2 separate regions of the Homo sapiens genome follow, and region 2 is linked to region 1. The links are chromatin contacts, found by Hi-C or POLR2A ChIA-PET in ENCODE. All regions are on one chromosome and are shown on one strand. The core of a region is the stretch at or near the end of the contact, and the rest is flanking DNA. Distances in the headings are between cores, read along the strand shown.

What was found. A loop is a pair of places that touch in the nucleus more often than their neighbours do. ChIA-PET counts read pairs that join two places held with the same protein, here RNA polymerase II (POLR2A). Pooled maps may share reads with other maps.
Region 2: a map of CD8-positive, alpha-beta T cell shows a loop between it and region 1 (12-fold over the local background). The contact joins the promoter of ZNF816 here to the promoter of ZNF888 in region 1. A Hi-C loop is called at or near these places in 26 of 168 maps with a recorded cell type or tissue (B cell, CD14-positive monocyte, CD4-positive, alpha-beta T cell and 19 more), 15 of 37 single-sample maps with no recorded cell type and 32 of 50 pooled maps. POLR2A ChIA-PET finds 5 or more read pairs at or near these places in 10 of 52 experiments (CD4-positive, alpha-beta T cell, H1, HepG2 and 6 more).

What each region holds. Positions count from the first base shown.
Region 1 is chr19:52,921,751-52,924,720 of GRCh38, forward strand. ZNF888 (zinc finger protein 888) reads right to left here and starts at 1,678. Exons shown (of 5, transcript NM_001393938.1): 1 at 1,619-1,678. It overlaps ZNF888-AS1 (ZNF888 antisense RNA 1), which reads left to right and starts at 1,599. Exons shown (of 2, transcript NR_186336.1): 1 at 1,599-1,714; 2 at 1,923-2,329. RefSeq lists enhancers at 606-1,339, 1,340-2,071, 1,561-1,610, 1,891-2,060 and a silencer at 1,751-1,800.
Region 2 is chr19:52,961,490-52,964,267 of GRCh38, forward strand. It overlaps ZNF816 (zinc finger protein 816), which reads right to left and starts at 1,392. Exons shown (of 4, transcript NM_001202457.3): 1 at 1,238-1,392. ZNF816-ZNF321P (ZNF816-ZNF321P readthrough) reads right to left here and starts at 1,392. Exons shown (of 4, transcript NM_001202473.2): 1 at 1,228-1,392. RefSeq lists an enhancer at 1,110-1,359 and a silencer at 1,420-1,619.

The sequences.
Region 1 (2,970 bases), core at 428-2,927:
AACCCCGTTTCTACTGAAAATACAAAAATTATCCAGGCATGGTGGCGAATGGCTGTAATCCCAGCTACTCAGCAAGGCTGAGGCAGGAGAATCACTTGAACCAGGGAGGTGGCGATTGCAGTGAGCCAAGATCGTGCCATTGCACTTCAGCCTGGGCAACAAGAGCAAAACTGCATCTCATAAAAGAAAAGAAAGAAAGAAAGAAAGAAAAGAAAACAGGGAAAGAGAGTCAGCTGTTGAACTAAGACAGAAGTAACTTTTTTCATTCAAGAATACATAGGTGGCCAGGTGTGATGGCTCACACCTGTATTCCCAGCACTTTGGGAGGTCGAGGCAGGTGGATCACCTGAAGTCAGGAGTTTGAGACCAGCCTGGCCAACATGGTGAAATCCTGTCTCTACTAAAAATACAAAAATTAGCTGGACTCCATCCACAGCTTATTTAACCTCTTGTTGCTCCTTTTCCCCAATCTTTAGATTGTTCTCAATGTCCATAGATTTCCACCTCTTCTCCCATCTCTCCTGAGCTCTCCCTGTTAAATTCTCTCTTCCCCGTTATACCCCCCTGGCCCCACTCTCTGGCACCCCAGATTTCCCAGGTGTCCTCCCTGCTGTGGTTCTCCCTCTGTTCTCCTTGCCACCAGCACCACTCTGCTCTGTCTGCCCTGGCTCCAAATCCCTCCTCCTCTCCCTCATTCTCATGAGCCTTTCTGTTTGCTGCCCCTCTCCCTACCTTGCTGTCTGTCCTTCATCTCTCTGTACATCCAGCTTTTCTCTACATTTCTCCAGTTGCTTTTCTCCTCCTGCTTTGTTATCTTTTGTTTTTTCACTTTTGCTGTCTCTTGGCAAATCCCTGACCATCCCCTACTTTGCCATCTGTTATGGGTCTTTCTCCTTCTTCTTTTATCTGTCTCAGGTTTTCTACTGCTCTCTGATTCCCTCTCTCTGTCTCCTGATCCCTTTGGCCCACACAATCACAGGAGGGTTTGGAGTAAGACGCCTGCATCCCAGAGAAGCGCATTTTCCAGGGGCTGGAGCTGGGCAGGCAAGAACACCCCGTGTCACAGGACAGGCCCCGGGTACCTCCCCAACGCGGGCTCAGGGAAAGCGGTGACTGCGGAGGGGAGACTTGGGGAGCAACAGGGCCCGGCATGAGGAGGGAGGTGGGGGGGAGATGACGCCTTCGGACAAGGGTGGGGTCCGCAGGATCCCACCACCGGGCAGAGAACGCGGCCTCCCTGGGACTGTGGTGTCAGCGCTGGGCTCCAGGGGCCGACGAGGGTGAGGCTGGGAAGCGCCAGAGCAGGGATCCACCTCTCGGGTGAGGACTTTAAAAAGCGCGGGGTGGGAGGAGTCAACAAACGGTTGTGAACGGGAAAACTACGCGATACAAACTGTATACATTGCCCTATAGCAAAAAGACCGAGGACAGGGCAGCCTCAGGGCGACTTTAAACCCAAAAGGAAGTGACTTCCGGACTCCTAGGGGAATGTCTCCATTTGCTCTTGTTGAAGGAAGAAGGGCGAGAATTTCCAGGTCTGTGGAGACCCCACATCCCAGGTACAGAATTGCCGGGGACCTGGAGGCACAGCCTCAATACAACACAGAGCAAAACTCACCGCCGCAGTGTGACTTCCAGTCCACGCGATCCGCTTCCTGGTCCGGGCGAATCTACAAGCACAGGACAGAAGCCAGGCCTCCGTGGAGCCAACGAGGTGGGCGGGGCCTGGGCGAGGTAGGGGCGGGGCCTGGGCGAGGTAGGGGCGGGGCGCCAGGCGGAGAGACCTGCCCTGTAGAACCGGCAGACGCGGGGCGGGGGCGGATCTGTGCTTCTCTCAGCCGCGTACCTAGCCGCTGTTTTTCGGGTTTTGGTGAGGGAAGAGACAGACCCTCTCATATTGTTTTATATTGTTTTATACTCAGTACCTGTTTTAAGAAAAAAAACAACAAGGAAGTAAAACCGAAGACAGGCAGCCCTGCGCCACGCCCAAAACCAGGCCTGGGCCTGCCTGGCCTAAACCCAATAGTTAAAAATCAACTCATAACTTAGAAACCAATGTTTTTCATAGATTCCAGACATTGTATAGAAGAACATTATGAAACTCCCTGCCCTGTTCTGTTTCTCTCTACCAGTGCACGAAACCCCTGTGTATATATCTGGGACTGTAGTCCCTGTTACGTATCCCCTAGATTGCTCAATCACGACCCTTTTATGTGAAATCTTTAGTGTTGTGAGCCCTTAAAAGGGACAGAAATTGTGCACCCGGGGAGCTCGGATTTTAAGGCAGCTTGCCGATGCTCCCAGCTGAATAAAGCCCTTCCTTCTACAACTCGGTGTCTGAGAGGTTTTGTCTGTGGCTCGTCCTGCTACACCGGAGGCAAGAGTGGCCAGGAAGGCTGAGGCATGATTCAAAAGCCCTGGAATTGTCTGGAACAGGGATGCAAACTAGAACGTGAAATGCAAAGCCCTGCCTAGGCAGAAAGTACGATCTCATGCTGATGGTACACAGAACAGAATAGAAATCTCTCCCTTTCTATTCTCCATTTGCTTCGGAGGGAGAGTCCACCCTGTGCTCAGCTTCAGAGACTTCCCTAGGGCCACCGCCTGGGATGCCGGAGGGAGTGTTCAGGCCAGGGAGGAGTGAGGTCACCACCTGCTACTTAAACACAGCAGAAATGTGGAAGTGGGGGCGGGAGCCTGAGGTCCAGCTACTCAGGAAGCAGTGGCGGGAGGATCATTGAGCCCGGAGGTCCAAGCCAGCCTGAGTGACAAAGTAACACCCCCTGCCGCAGGGATCCCTTCCTCATCTCTTTTTTTTTTAATTTTTAAAATAAAATTTTCATTGTGTGAGATAGGGATCCAACTTTATTCTTTTCCATGTGGATATCCAGTTAGTTGTCCCAGCACAATTGTGGATGACATCTATTAGTTTCTTTTTTTTATTTACTTTTTTTTCTTTTTCTTTTTTTT
Region 2 (2,778 bases), core at 142-2,641, 39 kb after region 1:
GTTCACTTTCAAAAAAAAGAAGCCAACCCCTCCTGTGCTAGCAGTCACTGTAACCCACTAGAACTAATAATCACTAATTCCCTAGACCCCCGTTAGAGAAAAAGAGAAGGTGTAATCCTGACGGTCAATAGGACAAGGGTAACCCCCCAAGTTGCCATTTTAGTCCGAGGGGAGGTCCCCAGGCCCTTTCCCAAACCAGTGTTTCAAGCCTTTTATAATGAGCTAAATCTGCCAGCACCAGAGCTTCCAAAAAAGACAAGGAACTTGTTTCTCCAGTTAACGGAAAATGTAGCTCATTCCCTCAATGTTGCTTCTTGTTATGTACGCGGAGGAACTACTGTTGGAGACCGATGGCCTCAGGAAGCCCGAGAGTTGGTGCCCACTGATCCAGTTCCTCACACAATTCCAGCTCAGAAGGCCCAAACTAGCAACTTCTAGGTCCTAAAAACCTCAGTTATTAGACAATACTATGTAGCTAAGGAAAGAAAAAACTTCAGCAACCCCGTAAGAAAGCTCAATTGTCTAGGACAGAAGTTGTATACAACAGCACAACAAGGACAGTCACTTGGTGAGGCTTAAACCACACTGAAAAGAACTCATTACGTAAATTTTCTAAATTACAGACTGCCTAGGCTCATCCAGAATTTCATTGAGACTGGACGGCCCCCGCTGGACTATACTAGTCCAGGCACAGAGACTATACTATACTATACTAGTCCAGGCACAGGCTATACTAGTCTGTAGGCACAGAGACCCATCTCCAACAACAAAGAAGAAAAGTGAAAATCTGGGTCCTGGCTCTGGGAATCTAAGGCCAATTAATGTGAACTTTGCAAAACTAGACCAAAAGGAATAACCCCATCTCCCCACCCGTAGTAACAAAGGATCAAAGGGTACTCTCCCTGTAGCCCTCCCACTTCCACCACGTCTCAGATGGAAAGGGAAAGAGCCCAGGAGTGGCCACAAAGCACCGGCCACCCTGGGGCTGCGGGGCTGCAACGCTGCGCTCCAGGGGCCGACTAGAGCGAGGCTGGGAAGCGCTCTTGCCCAGGGCAAGAATCCAGCTCCGGGTGAGGACTTGAAACAGCGCGAGGCGGGAGGACGCGTCAGAAAGGGTTTTGCTAAGGAAAGTTTCGCGACAGGAGGTGTCTGCACGGCCCCACTGCAGAAAGACCGGGGACGGGACCAGCCTCAGGGCAACTTTAAACTCAAAAGGAAGCGACTCACGGACTCTCACCCGGACGTTTCAATTTGCTCTGGGTTGAGAAAAGAGGGGCCGGAACCTGCAGGTCTGTGGGGACCCCACGTCCCCTATATAGCAGCACCAGACAACTAGGAAACGCACACGCCGCCGTGCAACTTTCAGTCCACGCCATCCGCTTCCGGGTCTGTGCCAATCGGCGCAGGACAGAAGCGGGACCTGGGCCAGATCCCCGAGAGGTGGGCGGGGCCTGGGCGAGGCCGGGGCGGGGTGCAAAGGACAAGGGGCCCGGCGCGGAAGAGAAGAGTCTTGGGCTGGGAGGAGTCCGCGGGGGCGGGAAAGGGGCGGGGCCTGAGCTTTTCTCCATCTCGCTCTCCGCGCCTCTGTTTTCAAGGTTTTAGAGGTGAAACCCGCCAGTGAGGCTGGAGCAGCTCAGCAGTCAGGGAAATAGTACCTCCCTGAGAAGTCGCCGTGTGGCGGTAATTGGATCCGGGAAAGTTCCTTGCTATTGAAATTTATTTTAGCAATTTAATTCCAAAGCCTGGAAGTTGTCTACGGCAGGAATGCAAACTAGAATGCGAAATGCAAAGCCTTGCCTGAGCGAAAGGTACAATTTCATGCTGACGGTCCACAGAACAGAATAGAAATCCTCTCCCTTTCAATTCTCCATTCACTGGAGTGGGAGAGTCCACACTGTGCTCAGCTCCTGAGACTTCCCTAGGGCCACCGTCTGGGGTGCGGAGCAGAGGAGTGTGCTTAAACACAGCAGGGATGCGGGCGGGGTGGCAGGAGTCTGGGGTCCCCGCTACTCAGGAAGCAGGGGCGAGAGGATCGCTGAGCCTGGAGTTCCAGGCCAGCCTGGGCGACAAAGTAAGACCCTCTATCCCAGAGCTCCCTCCTCCGTCTCAATAAACAAAAAAGTGATTTAAAAAAAGCACTGACATTGTAACAGTGCATATAAGTTGCCCAGTTGTTTCTTACGTTTATTATTTCATGCTGCACTTAAAATGAGTTATTTTTGTCGTGGAAAAGAATCAAACTGTAAAATATCTTAAGAGATTTATTCTAAGCTAAATATGAATGACCCTCAGGAGGTCCTGAGAACATGTGTCCAAGGTGATGGGGAACAGCTTGTTCTTAGACATTTTAGGGAGGCATTAGACATCAATCAAATACATTTAAGAAATACGCTGCTTTGGTTCAGAAAGGAGGGGCAACTCAAAGCGGGGACTTCTGGGCTACAGGTAAATTGAAACATTTTCTGATTGACAATTGGTTGAGTTTGTCTAAATACCTGGGATCAACGGAGAGGAAATGTTCACGTTAAGGTAAAAGATTGTGGAGACCAATGTTGTTTTCAAGTCTTCTATTGGCTGCCCTTAGAGATAATAGATGATAAGTGTTTTCTATTCAGACCTTTAAACAGTGCGAGATTCTTACTTAATCTCTTCAGGATTGGTAGGGCCTAGAAGAAAAAGATCTAGCTATGTTAACAGAGATTCTTTACAAATGCACATGTACCCCTCACAAAGAACAGCTTTGCAGGACCATTTCAAAATATGGCACAGAAACATGTT